Regions from separate parts of the Homo sapiens genome. Here regions 1, 2 and 3 are each linked to region 4. The links are chromatin contacts, found by Hi-C or POLR2A ChIA-PET in ENCODE. All regions are on one chromosome and are shown on one strand. The core of a region is the stretch at or near the end of the contact, and the rest is flanking DNA. Distances in the headings are between cores, read along the strand shown. Region 1 overlaps WWOX (WW domain containing oxidoreductase). Region 2 overlaps WWOX (WW domain containing oxidoreductase). Region 3 overlaps WWOX (WW domain containing oxidoreductase). Region 4 overlaps WWOX (WW domain containing oxidoreductase).

Region 1 (2,865 bases), core at 266-2,765, 240 kb before region 4:
GATGGGAAGATGGAGTCTTCCATCCGCTGGTAAAATCTGGAATCTGCTCTCATTTCATTTTCACTGAACTGAAAATAAGGTAACAGACCCTCAGGTCTACCTATAAGTACCTTCCAACTGTTCCACTTTTGTAAATTTAGTTCAGATAATACATATGCTGAAATTCCTATATCCCCCCCATACTCCAGATCTTCAGTGTGGAATTTAAATATAATTCCTTATTGTAAAAAAAAAAAATTTTTTTTTGATCAAGGTGATTTTGATAAACTAAATGCATCTTTAATTTTACTCACAGCAAAGCGATTCTTTATTTTCTCTCTAAAAGCATAATTGATGTGCCATGATCTTTGTCTTTGCATTTTTAAAACTGAAAGAACATTTCCACACCATTAGAAATAAGATTTCTTCTTAAAAATATTCACAAGGTGCAAACACTTACATGTGTATATGCATGATTTCACCACCAGGGGGCATTGTGGTTTGACTGTCCAGTTAAAGAGCCTGTGTTCTATCAGTTTACCCAGAAACTAGAAGGCCTGCGAGTATTTCTGATTCCTTCCAAGAAGGATTCATATCTGGAAGAGAACAGATGTCGACTCTTTTTCCTCTCTAGCAAACAGTAGTGTTGTCAAATTTGCTAAACTTAGCCAGTTGAAGATTAACATGCAATATATAATATGCATGCGACTAAGTGTACAATAAATAGTAAATCACATTTTTATGCTTTCTCTGAACTTGGAAGCTGCAAGTTATGTTTTTTTTATTCCCTGGGTGTGATGAAATAAATAACATTCAAATACATCTTAAAGATGTCAGTCAGGGGGAAAAAAGTGCTTGGCAACTGTGTTTGATAGATTTCTTTTATGATTAATTCTCCTATTAAGTTTTAATGACTTCAAAGATACAAAGCTAGAAACTACAAAACTAGGCATGGTTAATAAATAACTGAAATACCAGGTGTATAGAAATGCATCTGTGGAAAAATGAAATCATGTATTCTCTAGGATATATTAGGAAATGGCTCTTTGGCAAGTCTAGAGGGTAAAGTATCCCTGAAGGGGGAAAAGGTTTAAAAACAGTAAACTAAAGAAGATTGTTTTTCTGAAAGAAATTCCCAGGAGAAAGGTACTTTCTGAGATTCACATATGTAGATTACATTGTTATGAACCAACATTTATAAGCAAGCTTGATCTCTCAGAATGCGTTTGTCTATCTCAGATTTTCAAGAATCCTCATACAAATTGTCCAGGGTTTCCACCTCGCAGTTTTCTTCCAGGGTTGCTATGGCATGGAAAGTACATTGCTATTTTGTTATGTAAATGCTCAACAGACTGGCTCATTCCAGAAGTGGGCGTCGTGATGCCAGTGTCTTCGTAATACTATCTTTCTTTCCCCTTTAGCACCCAGAACTTATGAAATATGACTCGGTTTATCCTGAACACATCTCTGTGCATCGGGGAGGATGGGAGAATTAATTCCAGTTTCTCAATTGCAAAAGTGAGGCTGGTCATGGGGCTTGGAACCACGCCACGGACGCATGAAGCCTCCCCGTTTACATGCCAAATCCAGAGCTTATGCATCCGTGCTCAGGGCTCTCTGTGGTAGGCAACAGCTGGATTATTTACTTTCTAGAATATCTCGAGTTCTTAATCTGAGCAGTTTCGAAACCAAACCCACATTAATTAATATAAATAATGACTGGGAAACGTTGCAGGACTCCCCGGAAAAGAATGTATAAATTGATGTGTTTTTGTATATGCTTATGTATATGCCTTTGTGCACGAAAGGAGATAAATGGTGTATTTCACACAGTTCCTTCTCCTCCTCTAAGGGATATTATTGTTCCTGAATTTTTCTGAGCCGCCGAAGCACAATAGGGTTTAGAGCGTTCACACCAGGCAGCCCCCACTCTTCAGAACTTCAAATCTAAAGATCTTTTAAATACACAGAACTTACTTTTGAAAGCTGTGGCCCATCCCAAATGAATTCTAATCGTCAGCCTCTAGAATGCCTGGAGTGAGAAAACAGAATATTGTTCTTTTCTGTTTATATTATTTCATACTGAGTTAATACACTTGCCAAGACTCCGAGGCAGCTTCTGGCTTGACAATGCCTTCTTTAACTAGCCTAGTTTCTAGAATAAAGTTCGGGTCCACCAGGCCCTCTGAGTGGGGCTCAGGACACTCTGAGATGGAAGAGACTGGAGAAAGCCAATCTGTTTCTCCCTGAAAATCATCTTACTTTTTTAACGCTTCGTACCTAGATTTGGCCTGGGCAGCCCAGGGAGACTGTTCAAGCACTGGATACCTAGACTCTGCTGGGCTCTAGAGAAGTGCTGGGCTACAGCGCCCAGTGCCCTACCTCTTGGGGCCAGCCAGCCTCACCAAAAAATCACGCTTCTGGCTTGCTCCAAACTCAGGAAGTTGCTGGGAAGTCTGGCTAGCAACACCCTCATTCCCAGTCCTGGCCATGCCTCTCTGCTCTCCCTAGCACAGGGAGCATGCAGGCTTAAGGCTGGAAGAAACCCCAAGCATTTGGCCAGGAAGAGGCAACTAGTTCCAGCTGGCCCACATACTACACTTTAAAAATTACCCAGATGATCTGATTCTGTAGAGAGAGTGGGTGGAGAGGACTCCAGGGCCATGGAGGAAGATTCGGCCTTTCTCTCCCTAATCATGAGCAATGTGATTTGGAGAGAGAAGGACCCGGTTGGCTCTGCAAACCGCATTTCCTTGGCTGAACGCCAGAGGAGAGAAATGATCCGGCAAGAAGACACACCATTCCCCGTCAGCCCCTTCCCGACCCTTGCACCCCTGGATCTTCTGCTGAGTATCGGATTGGTCTGCGTCCAAGAGCTCCTCGCTT
Region 2 (2,761 bases), core at 136-2,635, 250 kb after region 4:
GTAGGTTGGGGCTGTGCTGATTGTACCACTCTTTGGATTTTAGTGGATTTTCTTTTTAGGATTTCATGTAAGTAACCTGTGCAGAGAGTGAGGATAAATAAGAACAAGAATGACAAACCGATAGGCTACTTGACATCATTCCTTAATTCCAGGTCACTGGCGGACATCACTCATTCATCAGTACTCTGTTTTTCTCCCAAGAATGGATCTGACTCTTGAATTCTCTTTAATAGAGTGTTCTGGGAGGCTGTTACCAATTGACCAGGGTTGATGCACATGTTGAAACATCTTTGCCATTTCTTGATAGCTTCAGAAGAGATTTTAAAGTACTATTATTTTGATGTTGTTAGCTTTCAAAGATTAATTCCACAGAGATTTTTGGGCATCTTTTTGATAATACACATTATGCTTGACTTGGGAGTTTCAGGATGCGCAAGAGACTCCTTTTGACTGCAAGGACTCAGTAAAACAAAGTATTTCAAGGTCATGCTACAAAAAGTCCCACCAAGAGCATGGTCAGGAGGTACAGTGCACTTACCCACACGGAGCAGAGAGGGATCAGAGGAGGCTGGCTGGGGAAATGATCCTAGGGCTTTCTTAAAGGACACAGCGCCATGGTTATTTAAGTACAGCTTTTAAGGAGAACTAACTTGCCACTTTGATAGCAGTATAGGACTCCAATATTTCTCATTTGTAATTTTCAGAAGCACACGGGAGGTCTTTGAAATTTAATGTCTCCCTGCATCACAAACCAAAAGACGAGTCAGTTTATAAGTAGGCTGTGCTTATTAACTCAGTCCTGGCTTTATTGATTGCTTTAGGTTCCATGATCTTTGGCATGTGAGTGGTTTTGCTTTGTTTTGACAATGATCTTTTTGTACCTTGTATCGGGTAGGTTGGAATGTGTTTGAAAATTTAAGAATATTTTCCTAGCAAAGGCAGGATTTTTCAAGTTTGTTCATGCTGGAGCTCCTGCCACGTATTTTGTCCTTTTTTCTTTTTTCTAGCAACTCTCGAGAGGATGAGACAAATGGATTGTGAAACTGGAAGGAGGGTTTCTCATTTTTTAATCCATTGTTTTAGTGAGAGTTTAAAGCTTTCCTATAAAATATGTGGGTTGAGAAAAATTGGAAAAGACCTCTTCAAGGACTTTCCTCTATGCTCCCTCATGTTTCAAGTGGCTTTTTTGCATGATGGTGCATATGTCTTTGTTTCTGTACAGGGCCCTCCATGTTCAGAGGCAGAGTAACGTGAATTCATTTCGCGCTAATGAGAGTTGCGATATGTCGGCCCAAACTCTCTGTGTCCTTTTCTTCTTGGGCTGATGAACTTGTCAACTTTTAAAAAATGTGCTCTCCAAAAATTTCCAGCAGGACTTTCCCACCTTGCTGTTTAAACAGTGAATCAGCCCTGTGGGCTTTGCTGCTTACAACATGATTCCGGTGAAACCACAGGTCTCGTCATGTCCCTTCTGTATCCATGGTAGTCCCAGTGGGAAAGAGGTAACAAACCCAAATTGAGTAATTTCAAGAAATTTTAATAACAAAGGGGCTATTTTATAAAGGGGGGGTGGTCAAGGTGTAGGGAAACATAAAAGAGAGCGAATTTCTGGTCTGGTGCTGTGGGTCACGCCTGTAATACCAGCAGTTTGGGAGGCCGAGGCTGGTGGATCACCTGAGGTCAGGAGTTTGAGACCAGTCTGGCCAACATGGTGAAACCCCGTCTCTACTAAAAATACAAAAACTTAGCTGGGCATGGTGACAGGCATCTGTAATCTCAGCTCCTCGGGAGGCTGAGGCTGGAGAATCACTTGAACCCGGGAGGCAGAGGTTGCAGTGAGCCAAGATCACGCTATTGCACTCCAGCCCAGGCAACAAGAGCAAAACTCTGTCTCAAAAAAAATAAAAAAAAAAAAAAAAGAAAGAAAATTAATTTCTCAGAGGTAGTAATAGGGGTGGCTGTCACCATCCTTGGCCAAGGAGAGGGAGCAGATACTGGAGACAGTTGAAGGTGCCAGGATGGAGAAGACTCCTTGGAAGGAGCTGTAACCTTTGGTTGAGGAATTCAGCCTACCACTGGTAATACTCCCTCTCCCCAGGAGAGGTCCCAGCGGAATAAACATCCCCGCCCCTTCAACTCTTTGCCATTGTTCAAGCCCTGCTAGAAACCAGATGGCAAAAGGAAGTTACTGATGTGTTCATATTGGTCAACTTTTTCAGGCACGAAGACCAGTACAGAAGGATGGAAAGTGCATTTGGGTAGGGAAATGGGAGATTCCTGCATAGCTGTCAAGTTAGTTTCTTCCCAGAGAGAAAGACCGGTGGCTGTAGTCTGTGCCCCACTCCCAGCCTGTCCTTTCTCAGCCGTGGCTTGTGTGCATCCCTGGGGCCAGCATGTTGCTGCGAGCCCCAATCGATCAGTGGAGAAACGAGCTCTGGTGGGCAGTCAGGCAAAGCAGATACACGTGCTTCTTTTCAGCTTTGTTGGAAGGTTTCATTTTGCTTCAGGAACTAGGCAGGAGAATTCCTGAGTTCCTGTACAACCTGAGTTCTCTGTTAAAACAAGGAGGAAGTAATCATCCTGAGTTCGATGATTCAGAGTAAGCCATTTAACTTGTAGAGCTTTGGGACTAACAATGATCCCTTTTTGGAGTCCTTAATTACTAAAATTATCAGCATATTTAGAGTTCTGAAGATGCTGAACCCTTATTGTATCTCCCCAGGGTTAGTGAGTAATTGGGAATAGTGTTCCATCTTGGATG
Region 3 (3,078 bases), core at 49-2,548, 150 kb after region 4:
TAGCTTCCCCTTGTTCCAGAAAATGTCTGTCATACATTACGTGCCTTTCTCTGTCTTTCCCTGCCCCTCTCACCTTCATCGATCACACTTTTGCTTCACAGAGGTAAGAGGAAATCACACTCACACAGTATCTTTTGTTTTCTAGCAAGCTAGAACACAAGATTTTCTAGATGCATCTTTTGAGTTGATATGCAATATTTTCCTTGACAGATTTGTTACCAGCTGAGCAGATATTGTGTCTGTGATGTATTTGAGTACCAGGTATCCCTGATTACCATAGAGTAATGTCTTTTATTGAGGCTTTTATTATTATTATTATTATTATTATTATTATATTTTGAGACAGGGTCTTGCTTTCTTGCCCAGGAAGGAGTGCAATAGTGTAGTCATGGCTCACTGCAGCCTTGACCTCCTGGGCTCAAGCAATCCTCCCACCTCAGCCTCCTGAATAGCTGGAGCTACAGGCAAGTGTACTGTGGCAATTGTTAATGTTCACTTTTATTTCCATAGTTAGCCTTGATCGTTTAGTTTTAAAGAGTTATACAACACATACACACACATCTAATTGTTGTGTTATTGGGTTAATGGGAATATTTTAGACTCAAGCCTGGTTCTTTGCTTCTCTCCAGCACAGCAAAGGATACACCTCCAAGTATAATATTGAACTTCAAAGTTAGTAATGTTCAGTGATGCTTAAGCATGTAGATCATAAAGTCCTAGACTATTTTTTGTCTAAATTATTGTTTGTAGTCAGCCTCTCTACTGGTTGGAAACACAGGCTTGAGTTTGGCTTTCTGCTCTACCTAGTTCATTGCTGCAGCTGTAATCCAGCCTGATTCTAATTTTCAACTGGAGATGGTTGTCTTCTTTTTTATTCCATGAAACAAATTGATTAATGTGTCGAGGGAGCAAGGTGGTACTTATACCTACCCAGCCTGCTTGTGTGTGTCTCAAGGTGGAGAGAGGCTGTGGAAACAATAGAGAGAATAGCATGGAAGGCCACGTTGCAATTAAACAAGATTGGGAAAGAAGACGGGACTAAAATCATGCCTTGAAGATGTTTATCATATGAAGTTGACCTTGAGACCCCAAGACCGGCTTCAGTTTTCCACAATGCGGCTATTATGAGAAAAACAGTGACTAACTGAGCACTGTGCATAACTCAGTTCTCGGAATTTTCAATCAGAAATTATCTGATGACGGGACTAATTCTTATTACGATAGTTCCAATGGATCCACCCAGGATCCACCTCCACAACTAGGTGTACAGAAGCTGGAGATCCCATCATGCCGCCGGGCACCGGTTTACGAGAACTCTATGTCTTATCTTGGTAGTACGATTAGGAAAACAAACACAATGGTTTCTGCCTTCAATGTTTCCATGGTGAGGGCAGTTATTAGGCATATGCTAAAGTGTAATATCCGCTTTTTCAAACCACATTTCAAAGTTGATAGCATCAACGGCTTTAAAATCACTTTTAAAGAATCTGGGCTTACCCAGTTAACAGAAATAGAACCTGCCTGTTTATCAGTGGGTTTGCCTCACTTTTCTGTGGGTTTCTTTTCTTTTCTTAATTATGCATTAAGAAAATAACTTAAGTTTCTGTGCATACAACATCTTCCTTTCTCATTCCCAGTACCCTAGAAACACAGCCGTTCACTGAAGAGGATTTGAGTGTTGTCTCCTCTGTGGGGTCAAAACATCATGCTTCTTTCTGTTCTGCCCCATGGCAGTGGTGACGATGGCCTAGCTTCCATCCCGTAGCTTCTTGTGTTTTTCTATTCCACCAGTCTATCAACCCTGTATTTGTTGTCAAATTTACACTGTCCACAGGCAAAGATCTATTCTCCTTTAGAATTTAATAGGAGGGTTTGGAAATGATGCCATGGAAACCCTGAGCAGCTTGGCAATGCTGACCCCAAATGAGAAATAACTATCATTGGTGTTTTCCTTCTACTACTATTATCTTGCCCATTGATCTTCAAAAAGTTCATTGGTCAAATTGATTGAGGAACGCAAGACTTAAATGTAATATGGCTCTGGCAAATTCTGAGATGCTAACAAAAACAAGTTTTCTTAAGAACAATGTCAACTGACTCACAGTATCCGACTATATAAAGTCGAGTGCTCTCATGCCAGGAAGCTGATACAGTTCATGAAACCTCAGTCATTCTTTCGTATTACTCCTGTCTTCTCTTTGGAAAACAATCTCATGAATTTGGTCTTGACGCTGACTTAACATCCCAGGAAACAGATACTCAATTCCACTGTCTTTTTTGAGAAATGAACAGTTCTCAAACTTTGTTTAAATTTCCTTTTCACAGATGAGTAATAACCAAAGATATTTCTGAAAGGGCTCTGAAAACATGCAGGCAATTGATCTTTAAAAATAAGATAGAAATAGTAGGTTTTATAAAAGAAGGAAATAGAAATACTTCAGAAGAAATAAAGTGTGCTGAATCATGTTTTAAACATAATTATATCCGGAATGCACTTACCCATTTGAAAAAAAAAAAAAGTCACCAAGTTGTTTCCAATTGTTTTTGTAAATTTGCTTAGTCATTTTCAGAGACAAAAATTTGGGAAAAGGATTGTAGAATGACTGGCTTCCCAAAACCACTTGGTGTTTACAAAGTTATCAAAAACGGGCTGGGACCACTGATGGTAATAACAAAACCTGGGGCCCTGAATCGTGTATTCTACATCCGTTAGCACACTGAAGCCACACCGCAAACTTGTGAGGCCAGCGTTGCTTCCCCTACCCCTTCCGTCAAAAACCGTCTGAGGCTGATCATTAACTTGCATAAGGTCACATAGCTAATGAGAAGCAAACGCATCATAATGACCTGGGACATATGACACTGAAGCCTACTCTCTTTCCACAAAGCTTGATGTACTCAGATAGTAATTAGTAAACATTTTCATAAATAATCTTAACCTTTTCAAGCATTTTTGTCGATTGGATTGTAGCACTCAAAAGTAAGGTCTGTTTTACTAATATAAAATTGGGCCTGTGGAATAATTCTCTTCACAGAAGTGTGTGTGTGTGTGAGAGAGAGAGAAAATGTATATGCATA
Region 4 (3,175 bases), core at 122-2,621:
AATTGCAGGATGCTGGTCAGGCGCGGTGGCTCACGCCTGTAATCCCAGCATTTTGGGAGGCCAAGGTGGGCAGATTACTTGAGGTCAGGAGATCGAGATCAGCCGGGCCAACCTGGTGAGATCCCATCTCTACTAATAATACAAAAAATAGCTGGCGTGGTGGCGCATGTCTGTAATTACAGTTACTCGGGAGGCTGAGGCAGGAGAATCACTTGAACCTGGGAGGCAGAGGTTGAAGTGACCCAAGATCACCACTGCACCCCAGCCTGGGCGACAGAGTGAGACTGTGTCTCAAAAACAAAATATCTGGCTGGGCACAGTGGCTCATGCCTGTAATCCCAGCACTTTGGGAGGCTGAGGTGGGTGGATCACTTGAGGTCAGGAGTTCAAGACCAGGCTGGCCAACATGGCAAAACCCTGTCTATACTAAAAATACAGAAATCAGTGGGGCATGGGGCGGGTGCTCTGTAGTCTCAGCTACTCAGGAGGCTGAGGCAGGAGAATTGCTTGAATCCAGGAGACGGAGGTTGCAGTGAGTTGAGACTGTGCCACTACACTCCAGCCTGGGCGGCAGAGTGAGACGCTGTCTCAAATAAATACATACATACAACATAAAGTAAGATGTTAAAGTAAATTTTAATTTTAGATAAACAATGGATAATTTTTTAGCAAAAGGATGTTCCACATTTAACTGGACATTATCTCTGTCTCTCTCCCTCCTTACCTGCCTCCTATCCTCTCTTCCCACCCCCTACGATGTCTATGTATAGTTTCAACCTGGCAACCCTGTGACCTCAGCACTAGGATATGGATAGAAAACATAGTAGCCCCTATTTACCTTTATCTTTTATCTCAACCCATTTAAATGTCTTTTCCTTGCAATGTTTTGTAATATTACATGTAGATTGTACATCGTTTGTCGATAAATCAGTGTACAAATACTAGGGGTGAGTGTGCTCAAAACTTATTTTTACTGATAATAGTCCATGATCAAGGCAGTTTGGAGACCACTCAGGACAGGGAAAACGCAGACTCATGTGACCCATCAGGGCTTCAGGGTGTCCTCTGGTGAAGGGCAGCAGCAGGACAGAGCCCCACTTCTAGCTCTGGCTCAGGTTAAGTGTTTCAGCGCCCTGGCTTCTGTGTCTTCATGTGCAAATGGAGATAATAGTCAGCACCTATGCAGGTTACTGTGAAAACAGGTTGGAAGTATTTATCTACAGCGTGGACCAGAGCCTCTGGTATGTACTAGGTGCCCTAGAAATGTTCTTTCCTCTGACTCAAATGACAAATCAGTTTCTAGGGAAAGGAACGCACAGCGATCCCCAGCGCATCACGAGAAATCTCTCTCCAGCTTTGCCCTGGCTGCGCTGGTGACTCACTCGGGGCTAAAACTGTTTATGTCTGCGGAGTCAGAGCGTTCTGCCCTGCGGTTTCAGTTCACATGGGGTTGGGCGACACAGTTTTGTTTTCACTTTGGTTTATCGTGTGAGTTTCCATCCATCAACTCTTTTGTATCTGATGTTCTTGGGAAACTTTGCGGGAATTCACTTGAAATTGTCCAGTGAACAGCCATTGCGAGTCTCATGGTCAGAGCCGGGGGCTTCCCAGTGTAGGGTCTGGTCAAGGAAAGGGCCACTTCCTGGGCCTCCCAAAAAGAGGAAGGAGAAGGCCCTGGCTTGTGGAAGAGTAAGAGGGGCCTCGTTAATGTCTCCCAAGCACAGTACCCCAACTCCCCACATACAGTCCCAACCCTTACTGCAGCCGGGAGGTTAGGTGTCTGCCGTGCTCATGAACAGGAAGTGAACCCGATCAGCCCCCGAAGGAAACATCCGTCTCTCTCCTTGGAGGAGACACTTGAGTGTCTTTCTCTGTGTGCTGCAGCCGTTATTGATATCAGTTCCCAGGCAAGGTTCATGCTGGCAGAGGAGGCCACTCTTTCTGCACTGGAGAGCAAAAGCCATCTTATCTCTCTGAGTGCAAGGTGACAGTGAGGAGATTGGCCCTGTGTATCCCTCAGAGACCAGTATTCCCTCATTTGCCAATCTAGAAAGAAGACTGTGTTTGCTGTCATTTGTTTCTTAACTCATTGATTCTCAAACAGAATCTTCCCAGGGATCTGCTTCATGCTGTATTTTGTACTGTGTCCTGAGATGATGAGGATTCGGTGTCTACCCTCAAGAAGCATCATTTAGAGAAGAAATTAGAAAAGTAAGTGAGGCAGGAGAACAGGATCTGGAGGCAGGGAATCTAAGGCTGATTCACGTTGACTTTGTATAATTAAATCAAAAGGAAAACACCAACTTTCCACAACTAAGTTATAAAAGGACCAGAGGCTACTCCCTCTGCAACCCCTCCCCACTTTTCTGAGTTGCAGATGGAAAATTGAAAGTACCCCTGATTGGTTGCTTTCCACGACCATTCAGCCGTTTGCATAGGAGCTGTAACTTTGTAACTTCGCTTCACCCTCTGATTGGTTGCTTTTCACAACCTATCAGACATTTGCATAGGAGTGTAACTTCTTTCCACAACCAATCTGACTGATTGTGGGCCATTACTTCATTTCCATGAGGTGTACACCAAGTGGCCAATGGGAGACCTCTATAGGGTATTTAAACCCCAGAAAATTCTTTAACCAGGCTCTTGAGCCTCTATGCTTGGGCTGCTCCCACCGTTTGGAGTGTACTTTCCTTTTCAGTAAATCTCTACTTTTGTTGTTTCATTCTTTCCTTGCTTTGTTTATGCGTTTTGTCCAATTCTTTATTCAAAACGCCAAGAACCTGGACGCCCTCCTCCAGTAACATAATGAATGTCTGGATGTGGTATGAAGAGTATTGGGGTACACCACAGCAGCGTGTGCTCTGAGAACACAGTAAACAGGCATTTGATACAGATCAGAAGGTCCGTAAAGGTGGTATTTGAACTAAGTTTTGAGAGCTGGGTAAGAGTTTGTGAAAAGACAGGGCTTAAGGAAGGATATAGTAAGCTGAAGGCACAGGACTTTAGAAACACATAGGCTATAACTGCAAGGTGTGTCTCAGAAGGTACATGTGACGTTTCATTTTTATTTGTTTGCTTTTTTATAGTGACTGCATGATCATTATATGCAGAAGACGCTTGAAGGGGCCAGATTAGGAAGGGCCCATGGTCCACACTGCTTTTTTTTTTTTTTTTT

What was found. Hi-C counts contacts between places; a loop is a spot of excess contacts on that map. ChIA-PET counts read pairs that join two places held with the same protein, here RNA polymerase II (POLR2A). Pooled maps may share reads with other maps.
Region 1: a pooled map shows a loop between it and region 4 (4-fold over the local background). The contact joins two enhancer-like sites. A Hi-C loop is called at or near these places in 2 of 50 pooled maps. POLR2A ChIA-PET finds 5 or more read pairs at or near these places in 3 of 52 experiments (HepG2, OCI-LY7 and activated CD4-positive, alpha-beta T cell).
Region 2: a map with no recorded cell type shows a loop between it and region 4 (6-fold over the local background). The contact joins two enhancer-like sites. A Hi-C loop is called at or near these places in 2 of 37 single-sample maps with no recorded cell type and 2 of 50 pooled maps. POLR2A ChIA-PET finds 5 or more read pairs at or near these places in 2 of 52 experiments (activated CD4-positive, alpha-beta T cell and activated CD8-positive, alpha-beta memory T cell).
Region 3: a loop to region 4 is called in a pooled map, with 6 times the contacts of the local background. The contact joins two enhancer-like sites. A Hi-C loop is called at or near these places in 6 of 50 pooled maps. POLR2A ChIA-PET finds 5 or more read pairs at or near these places in 2 of 52 experiments (activated CD4-positive, alpha-beta memory T cell and activated T-cell).

What each region holds. Positions count from the first base shown.
Region 1 is chr16:78,503,224-78,506,088 of GRCh38, forward strand. All of the region lies in intron 8 of WWOX (WW domain containing oxidoreductase), which reads left to right. Among named protein-coding and RNA genes, the nearest start is that of WWOX-AS2, 4.6 kb to the left of the region's middle. Within about 2 kb of position 1,516, at least 17 of the 41 ENCODE cell types and tissues checked have a DNase peak (open chromatin) inside an H3K27ac peak, as active enhancers do.
Region 2 is chr16:78,986,451-78,989,211 of GRCh38, forward strand. All of the region lies in intron 8 of WWOX (WW domain containing oxidoreductase), which reads left to right. Among named protein-coding and RNA genes, the nearest start is that of WWOX-AS2, 490 kb to the left of the region's middle. Within about 2 kb of position 1,386, at least 2 of the 41 ENCODE cell types and tissues checked have a DNase peak (open chromatin) inside an H3K27ac peak, as active enhancers do.
Region 3 is chr16:78,893,718-78,896,795 of GRCh38, forward strand. The region is part of intron 8 of WWOX (WW domain containing oxidoreductase); the gene reads left to right. Among named protein-coding and RNA genes, the nearest start is that of WWOX-AS2, 400 kb to the left of the region's middle. Within about 2 kb of position 1,299, at least 4 of the 41 ENCODE cell types and tissues checked have a DNase peak (open chromatin) inside an H3K27ac peak, as active enhancers do.
Region 4 is chr16:78,741,265-78,744,439 of GRCh38, forward strand. The region is part of intron 8 of WWOX (WW domain containing oxidoreductase); the gene reads left to right. Among named protein-coding and RNA genes, the nearest start is that of WWOX-AS2, 240 kb to the left of the region's middle. RefSeq lists an enhancer at 1,502-1,761. Within about 2 kb of position 1,372, at least 12 of the 41 ENCODE cell types and tissues checked have a DNase peak (open chromatin) inside an H3K27ac peak, as active enhancers do.